Linked DNA regions of Homo sapiens: region 2 is linked to region 1. Evidence: chromatin contacts called from ENCODE Hi-C or POLR2A ChIA-PET data. All regions are on one chromosome and are shown on one strand. Each heading gives the region's core, a stretch centred on a gene start or an enhancer-like site at or near the end of the contact. The rest is flanking DNA. Distances are from core to core; before and after follow the strand shown.

Region 1 (4,920 bases), core at 1,065-3,564:
ATAGCTGTGGAAGAGCACATGTGGGTGATGTGTGTGTGTTCGTGCATGCGTTTATAGACATGAGTGCCTGCAACTATGGTGTATTGTGAGCGTGCATGCATGTGCTTCTTTTTTTTTTTTTTGAGACAGAGTCTTGCTCTGTCGCCCAGGCTGAAGGGCAGTGGCATGATCTTGGCTCACTGCAAGCTCCGCCTCCCGGGTTCACACCATTCCCTTCCTTCAGCCTCCCGAGTAGCTGAGAGTACAGGCGCCCGCCACCAAGCCCTGCTAATTTTTTCTATTTTTAGTAGAGATGGGGTTTCACTGCGTTAGCCAGGATGGTCTTGATCTCCCGACCTCATGATCCGCCCGCCTCGTGGGATCCCAAAATGCTGGGATTACAGGCATGAGCCACCACACCCAGCCGCATGCATGTGCTTCTACGTGAGCATGCATGTGCATATGTTGTGTGCACTTGTGCACGTGTAAGCATGTGTAGGGAGGGAAGGAAGGGATTGTCATGAAGTCTGCAGGAGAAATGGGCTGGCGTCGTGGATATCAGTCTGACACATGAGGACGATGAGGCTCAGGAAAGCGAGGCAACTTGCTCAAGACTGCACATCTGGTCGGTGGCAGAACTCAAGCTGTCCCCAGGCATCCCGACAGCATTTGCAGGATGTTCCCAGCACACGCATCGGCTCCTACCCACATACAGCCAGGGCTGAATCAGTGTGCGTGCCCTGACCCGCTTCTCCACAGGCAGAGTGCCCTTCTAGGCACAGGAAGGAATGTCAGTTCCATCCTGTGATGGCTGTCCTCCTCCCTCTGCCTCAGGGGTCACTTCACTCCAATAAATCATCCCAGGCAGCCCTGACCCAGGAGAGAAGAAAGTTGCCTTGCCCTTTTACGCTGACACCTCAGCTCCAGCTCTATCCCCAGATAAAGTCACAAGGCACTAGAGTGTCAGGTGGGGACATGTGTGTTTTGTTTCAATGGCAGAGTAGTGGGCAGTTTGTGCACAGCTTCCTTAAGGAAACAAAGCATTTCTGTTGTGGAAGTAAAAACTTTGGTTGGTTTATGAGTTGTGACAGGTAAGGAAATAAAAATGTGGAATAACCCAAATGTCAATTCAGATAGAAAATTAAGAAATAGTCAGATTTCCCTCCCTGGGCTAGGCGTTCAGCACTCCCAACTCTATAATGTCAGTGCTCTGATCGTGCCCATTTTACAGACAAGGAAACTGAGGCTTGGAGAAGTTTAGGAGTTTGCCCAAGTCACACAGCTAGAAATCATGGGGCCAGGATTTAGATTCAGATAGTCTGATTTCAGGGCCTGTGTTCTCATTAGGATATACTGCCTTCAATGGAAGAAAGTAGGGAGAATTCTCCCATAAGCACAAAACTTTATTCAGATTTCCTAAAACACAGGACCATTTAAAAACTCTCTTAATAAAAAGCTGATGGCAGGCCTCTCCCTGTCGTCACCCTCGACATGCATGTACATGCGCTCACGCTCGCACACACACACACACACACACACACACACACAGTGTCCACATCACTGCTCACCCCAGCCTTCCCAACTCAGCCCAAATTCCTTCCTTGTGAGTGTCCCTCCACTGATAATTAAGGCTTCAGCCAGCCAGTTGCTGATTTCTGATTCCCATTTAATCTCCACAAGGACTTTCAATACTTACAGCTCTTGCTTCTCAATATTTCAGTGTATTAAAGGAAAACTCTTGGGGGCAGGAAGATGACATCTCCACGAACAGGTAACTGCAGGGCGGTACAGACAGAGAATACTTCCAGCTTTGCTCAGAAGGACAGATTTATCAGAAGTACTGGTGAGGGCTAGAAGTCAAGGTGAGAAGCTTTCAGAATGGGGGTGTGCACGTGTGCTTGTATGTGTTTAATGTATTTTCAAGTAACAACTAAAAGTTTCTGCCTTATGTGGTCAATGGGAATCTGGTGATTTATTTGAGCTGAGGACTTCAGGACATATAGACACAAACCACTATCACTGTGCCTCATTCTATAGCTGAGGACATGTGCACATAGTGTGTGTGTGTGTGTGTGTGTGTGTGTGTGTGTGTGTGTGTGTAACTCACAAGGAGAAAAAGGACCAGGGAGCAAGGCTGACACAGATTGAGGGGTACCCATTTGGAATTTTCTTTGTAACTCTGTTTACCATTGAAGAGACCCACTTGCTCCTGTAGGGAAGGCCAACGCCCACCCCCACCATCCCAGACTAAAGTCATAAATCTCAAGCCTGTGGGAAAAGGGCCCACCCTTCCTAAGCTGAGATAGACAGAGACGCTGGCCCAGACAGACAGAGTGTGGAAACTTCCACTGGCCTGCATTTGACCTCCCTACCTCCAAGTTTTGCATCTTAAAGGGACCCCGACTGATAGAGAGCAAGCTGGCTGGACAGCCCAGATCTGTCTGCTGATTTCAGGCTGTTATCCTTGAGCAAAGGGAAGCTTCTCTGTTTTATTCAATACCTAGGATATCTTAAAAACTGGGAAAGAGTCAGAGTGTCCTTTAAATTCAGAAGAGTGAGGTTATTTTAATCTATTTCTGAAAAAGCTAACCTGTGTCCAGGGGTTAGCCCGGTGAGTGTGACCATCCTGGGGAGTGTGAGGAAGGCAGAACTCCTGGTCTTTAGCTGTCCTGCGTCAAGCAAGCCGCCCACCTCTCTCGGCCTCTACCTTTCCACCTCTCTCGGCCTCTACCTTTCCTGATCACTTCATTGGACAGTTACTGGGTTCAAAGTCAAAATGGTCAGTATTCAAGAGGAGGGCCTATAAAATGATGTTAAAACCTTTTTAACAGGCAAGTGCAAGTGATTCATGAATAAGAGACCCACCCCAGGATCTTTCAGGAGAAGATGGTGAAGATGTGCAGAAGGGCAGCCACATCCCTCACAACCTGTTCTACAGTTCCTGGGTCAGGGGAGGTGTCACAGGCTTGACCCGGGCGGTTCTTTCCAGTGCTCTTATGCTCAGTTCACTGCAATCAAACCAACATGGGTGTTCAGCTGTCCTGATCCCCTCATTCAAACATTCATGAAAGTGCCCAGCTCCCAATCCTGAGAGGCGGTGGGGGCACCAGACCCCTCAAAATGGCAGCATCGAGGTCCCAGTCATCATGAGCAGCCTCCCTCCTGTGTCTTCCTGAGGGATCCTTCACTCCCACTGCCATCCCCAGCAGGCTTGTGCCTTGCCCCCGCCTCACCTCACCCACCTAATGAGCTTCATGGCCTATGGCCTGCAGGACCAGGCTAACTGATGAGCTCTATGGGCACAGCCAGTGTGTCCCTACCTCATGATTGGAGCCATGGCTGCCCCATATAGCATCTCCACCAGAGAAGCAGAGGGCTGCTCTCTCCTTGCCTTCAGGGGACGTGCTGTCTAGCTGGAGGAGTTCTGCTGGCTAAATGTGTTATGGTCCCTCCCCATTTGAGGCACATGGTAGGACTGTACTTCCTCCTCATTGTGATGGGCAGAGCCACGAGAGTGGTTCTGAAGAATGAGTTGTAAGCAAAAATGTCATGTCATTTCTGAGCCACAGAATTAATTGCTGAGGCAAGACTTCAGAAAGCATTCTTTTATCCTTGGCATGAGGTACCAGCAACATTCAAGAAGGCAGCTCCTTTGTCACCTAGCCTGCCTGATGAGCAGCCCTTTGTCAGCCCAAGTCCCTGAATGACAATACGAAGTAGAGGCCAGCACCTACCTATGTATTATAGTATAAGTAAGAGCTAACCCTTGGTTGTCTTAATCCACAGAGACTTGAGGGGTCGTTACTGCAGCATAACCTAACCTATCCTGACTGATACAGAAATGTGTGGCATATCAATCTGGAATAAAACAAGAGTAATACAGGGCTATGGATAGTTATGTTTTGGACACTATGGAATTGATGGTAAATTCTGGATCCAGTAAAAGAAGAGGAATGTATTGTAAGCTGTTATGGACTGAGAGCATTTCCAGGAGACTGAGTAGGATTTAAATTAGCTTGATGGAAGTAGGAGGAAGTGCCCACCTCTCCCATTTCTCCCTAAAGATTAGGTACCGATTCTAGCCTAAGTTGCACTTCCAACATTTCACTAGTTAGGAGGGCATGGGCCTTCAATTTCACCCCTCATGCCCCACTGTCCTTATCCCAACTGCTTCTCAACACAGAGCTTCAATCTTCTATTTATTTCTATCTTCACCCATCCTTACCTCCAGTCTGAAAAAATCTGTTGCCCTTCTCCCGTCTAAACCCAGTTCTCTCTTTCTACTGGTTTCTCACCAATAGCCTATAAATGCTCTCAACTATCTCCCTATTTGAAATAAAACTCATCTCTTAACCTTGAACTAACCCCTTTACTCTATTCTAAATGATTCATTAATATACCAGTGCTACACTTTCTTACTCCCTTAGAATCTACTATGAGCTTCCTCCTTACAAAATAAAATTCAAGATTTAGAGATCCAATGCCATAAAAAGCAACTCAAGGTATATTTAATTCAGACTTCATATCTCATCCCTGGCCAGCATTAGCCATCTCACAACAATATATCTGGGAAATCAATATTCTATGAAATAAGGATTTCAAGGAGAAAGTCCACCCTAGCTGACTACATGTGGGTAATTAGGTAAGCTGTAGTGACAGTGGACCTGATTTACTACCAAATGCTCATGCTATTATGGCAAAGTTAGCTGGCTCATTAAATAATCTGTCTACCAAGAGTGTGAGTCCACACCGATAACCACTCCAAATGACAGTGGGAGACACAGCCCTGGGAAGGGAGCCAGGAGTCCTTAGGCCTCTTTCCAGCCATCGACCAACCAGCTGTGTGACCTTGGGCTAGTCACATTCTTTCTTCAGGCTTCAGTTTGCAGCCTACCCCCCTTCATTCTTAATCAAGAGAGTTTGACTAAAAGCCCTGCAATG
Region 2 (4,692 bases), core at 1,353-3,852, 46 kb before region 1:
CTTCCTCTGTGTTTTCAGAAAAAGACGGATAATCTAGGTGACTAAAATTGAATTTTTTTTCTAATTCTTTTCTTAGAAAAAAAGAGCAGGAGGACCTCAGGTTTTCTGATACCTCTTCAACAGAGGGCCACCTTAGCTCCTTCTCCCTGGAGAGCAAAGGCCAGGGCAAGCAAGCTGTTTTGCACAGGTGTCAGGGAAAACGAGATGTGTCCACTGTGATTCTGGTTAAGCTGAGAGCCCCAGCTGGCAAGGGGCCAGCCTGGTGGCATGCAAGTAATATAATACACAATCTAAATGCAAGCATTTGTGGCCTGTTTGGGGAATCAATTAACAATAAGCATATACATCCATTTACAAAATAGCAGTGTGCTAGAGTATACCCACACTGTAATTGGAAACTAAAATAATACCAGGAGGAATAATCATTTTAAAAAATCCTCCAAAAAGCCAAGAGTAATACTAAGAAAATAAAATAAAAAATGTCGTCCATCTGCAGAGTTATATCCTTAGGGAAGCACTGCAGAGCGCACTAACAAGCAACTGAATCCATGTATAAATGAACAGAAACCCATGAAGGCAACAGAAGGCAAGGTGGGGTGTGGAAGGAAAAAAATATCCCTGGTAGATTAGCTACCCCTGAATCAAGCAGAGTTCCATTTGATTGCTTCTTGTAGGAGATGGAATGCTCCAAGGCCAGGCATGACCCTCAGGGGAAATTATTCTTTATCTGCCCATTCACAGAGTCTCCAGTGTTGGTTTTGAACTTGGATCCTCCTTTCCCACTTCAGCACCCCCATGCCCATGCGTGAGCATGAGCACACACACATACACCTCACTCACTCACCCCTGGGGGAATCCCAGACACATAATTTACTGTTAGCTGCTAGCTGAGGAAGATTCCCTGCCAGAGAACTAATTGGAAAAAGGGGGCAGAGTAAGCACGAAGAAGGAGGAGAGAGCTCATATAAACCCCAACTTGTGCACTTGGCAATCAAAAAGGGGCTAAGCCAAAGATCTCCTGTCTGATAATTTTAAGAAATTAAGCTAAAGGCTCAGAGAAATTCCACCCGTGCTGTTACTCCGGGATCTGCTCATCCCCTGGAGCCTGTGGTTTAGCAGCCCTTTGTGAGATCGCTCTGGGTTCTACACTAAGGGGAGGTCTCTGAAGGAAACCAGAATCAGATGGGACTCCTACACTAGGAATTAACAGGCTGGTGCCACCAACTACCTGGCAGTGGTATCAGGCTACTCTGGGTGTTAGCAGGCCCTTGCATACATGGATGGGAGCTAGCAGCTACTGCCACTTTCACACACCAGAAATCACAGCTGTGGTGTGCTTAGATCTCTTTGGGCCAATGGGCATGTCTTGTACGTACCATTTGGTTGAAGTACGTAGAGGGTGGAAACCATATTTGGTATGTCTTTAGAAAGTTAAAAAGATGCTTTAGCCATATTCTTGGAATGAGTCATTCAACCATGTTGGACTCAGTACCTAGCACTATTCCCTGCTTCAGTGCAGAGAATCAAGATGTGGTTTTTGCAGAAGCAGAGCCCATCATCAAATAGATATTGAGTCCCTAACAGGTATAAAGCCTCAACTAAAATCTCAAAAATTCCTTTCAGGAATATGAGTGTGCTACATGTGACTGTTGGCAGATCACCTGATGGAGACTTAGGATAATGGGTGGTGCAGGCTGCGAGTCCATGGGCATGCCTTAAACACACCCTTACCTTATGTCCCCCTGTCCCTGACCCAGTGCCCGCAACTGGGCTTTTACATGGTACTAAGCACTAAATAAATACCTTTTGAATGATGGACTAAATGCATTTAAAGTTGCATTTATTTCTGTTCTTTTTGATTAAAATGTATGGAATAAACTTTGCATGTCAAATGAGCTAGATCTTTATAGAGAAGTGTTTTTCTGGGCGTTTCCATCCTAAGGAGGTATGGCCCATGAGACAAGAAGCAACATGGTGTCCTGGAAAGAGCATGAAATTTCAGCATCAGAAAATGTGGGTTCTCACACATCTAGCTGTGTGACCTAGGGCAGTTACCTCAACCTCTGGGAACATCTATTTCTTCCTCTCTAGACCAGAGAGAACAATCTATCTAATTTGTGGGTTACCATGAGAAGATAAGGGAAAGGCTTACTAAGTGGCAAAGCCCAGGGCATATACAAGCTGTTAGGATCATGATTATTATTATGACCGAAAGTCTGCACAGGTGACAGGGCCTTGGTGATTGGGTGCTTCCCCAGCAGTGGGAATGGGTGGGCCTTCCTCCTCCCACCAGGTCCTCTGAGATACTCTAGAATCTTAACAGCTGGCCCAGGCAAGAGTAGTGTCTATGACCATCCAACAGGCCCACCTATGGCCTGGAAACATGACCTGCACCTCCCATCACCTCAGTTCTACATCAAGTGACCTGTCAACAGTCATATTTTTTAAGGGAATTTCTGAGAGCTTAGTTGAGGCTTTAACCTGATAGGGACTCAATGCCAGTTTGATGATGGGCTTTGCTTCTACATCATCTTGATTATCCTTACTGATGGAGAGTTGTGCTAGGCACTGAGTCCGACAGGGTTAAATGACTCATTCCAAGCTTACAGCCAAAGCATACTTGCAGTTTCTGGCATTGTGCTAAGGACTACTGGGAATGCAGAATACATAACTCAGAAAGAGTGCACAGGGTTAGGGATAGAGACTCACACAAGACAGACACTCAGTAACTGGATAGTACCATAAGCAGGATACAGCTCAGGGACCAGAGAGAGTAACACAAGAAAGGTACAAAAAAGACTTGGAAAATTGAGAGAAGCCAGAAAGAAGAGAGAGGACATTTAGATATGAGGTATAACTTTGGAAAAGACCTTCAGAAAGTAACCCTGTTTCCTTTTTCATTTTTTTTCTTTTTTAAATAAAATTACCTTTCGAGGAAACAGATTTACATATGAGATTATGTCTGGCTCAAGTGACCTTTAAAATCCATTGTATTCCATAAACCAGCAAGTCGCAAGATTTAATGTGCATCAGAATCACTTGGTGAGTGTGTCAAAAATGCAGGTTCCCACAGAATCAGAATCTCTGGAGCTGGCCCTCATAAATGCATTTGTTCTAAACAGCCAAGTGATTCTGGGACTCAAGCTGAGGGAGGCAGGAAGGGGTGTGGCTGATTGTGAGTGGGCATATTCATCCAGAAAGTAAGAGGTATTTTCCCAGAGGCCTATGGGGTAACTGGCCTTAGACATCGTTACTCTTTGAGCTATGTTTCATTTGAGGGCAGCTTGCCATGGAGGAAAGCGTGCTGGACTGGGAGTCAGCAGACTCATGTTCTAATCCTGCCTGGACTATTTGCCCCTTGGGCAATCTAAGGCAGTCTAAGGCAGTTATGTGCCTTTCTGACCTTCAGTTTGCACATCATATCAGTGGAGATCACCATCCTTCACGTGGGGTTACTGTGGATTTCAAATGGGAGCATGCATGTTAAAGCACCTTAAGAAATAGAAAGTGCTGTAGGAAAGTTGGCAGCGTCAAGTTCTGGGTATGATGTGTTGTGAAAAGGAGGCATTTTTTTATGTTTAGCCTTGCTATCCAAAACAGCTAAGCCCTAGAAGCATAAACACTATAAGCCCATGAGAAAATGTCCAGCTTGCAGTAATAAACTCGAGAAGGTAACCCCGGAAGGTGCACCCTTGACATTGCAGACCTGGGAGAGTTTGAGCCCTGCCATCCCCAGAGCGGCAGCTTCCCGGCACCATCCCTCAGTCCCTGCCTCTCATTCTGCTGGAGATGGCCCCGAGCTCAGGGCGGGAGCAATCCTACATAACTCACTACCCAGAATGGAAATGCCACATAGCACATTTAATTCTGCACTGACAGTTCTCGGGAAACAGGCCTAGTTCTCCATCGACCTCTAAAATAGATGATGGTTTTGGTAATAGCACTTTCTTCAGGAAATTCCATTCATGTTCATTCATTTATTTTAGACCACAAATATTCATGAATTTTGTACAGTGTGCTTGTTATTGTGGTTGTTGTTTGTTGCGTGAAGATTTCTGTTTGCTTGCTTGCTCACTTTACTCAGGCTCTCATTGGATTCCCCAATTCTTATTAACATGTGGATCATTAGAAAATCATATCACCAAACCAGCTATACCCTGTTGCCTTGGGCAATAGAAGTCAGAGGCCATTTTGCTGAGGACACCTGGTTTAAGCATCTGGGTTGCCAGGGGTTCCCATTTCTGCTAAGTTCCAACGCAGAGCATGCCATGGCTTGGCACGCATGCAACCAAAAAACTGATCTCTCCAAGTCATGGGTGAGAGGGCAGAGTGTCTTACCATGACCCCATAAGTGGTCTACGGCAAGCTGTAGTCTGCACTGGTCACTGGTGGGGTGTGGGGTGGGGGTTCTCCACTTTCTCAGCTGGTGAGAATTGTAGTTTACACTCAATTTGAGAAAAGGATTAAATAAACAAAGGAGGGAAATGCCAAGAAAGTTCCTCCAGCTCCAGCCCCAGCCCCTATGCTGAGTCTGGATAACCCAGCCAGACACCTTGAGATGTGGATAAGTATCACAAAGACAGGTCGCCCAGGGCAGGAGCAATCTATACTCCCATCACCAGGTTTTTTTTTTGTTTCTTTGTTTGTTTGTTTTGAGATGGAATCTCACTCTGTCACCCAGGCTGGAGTGCA

Evidence for each region. Hi-C counts contacts between places; a loop is a spot of excess contacts on that map. ChIA-PET counts read pairs that join two places held with the same protein, here RNA polymerase II (POLR2A). Pooled maps may share reads with other maps.
Region 2: a map of HCT116 shows a loop between it and region 1 (4-fold over the local background). The contact joins two enhancer-like sites. A Hi-C loop is called at or near these places in 2 of 168 maps with a recorded cell type or tissue (HCT116 and posterior cingulate gyrus) and 4 of 50 pooled maps. POLR2A ChIA-PET finds 5 or more read pairs at or near these places in 1 of 52 experiments (MCF 10A).

Annotation. Positions count from the first base shown.
Region 1 is chr18:45,565,021-45,569,940 of GRCh38, forward strand. It overlaps a transcript of SLC14A2 not described here. Among named protein-coding and RNA genes, the nearest start is that of SLC14A2, 48 kb to the right of the region's middle. Within about 2 kb of position 2,315, at least 7 of the 41 ENCODE cell types and tissues checked have a DNase peak (open chromatin) inside an H3K27ac peak, as active enhancers do.
Region 2 is chr18:45,518,694-45,523,385 of GRCh38, forward strand. It overlaps a transcript of SLC14A2 not described here. Among named protein-coding and RNA genes, the nearest start is that of SLC14A2-AS1, 17 kb to the left of the region's middle. Within about 2 kb of position 2,603, at least 3 of the 41 ENCODE cell types and tissues checked have a DNase peak (open chromatin) inside an H3K27ac peak, as active enhancers do.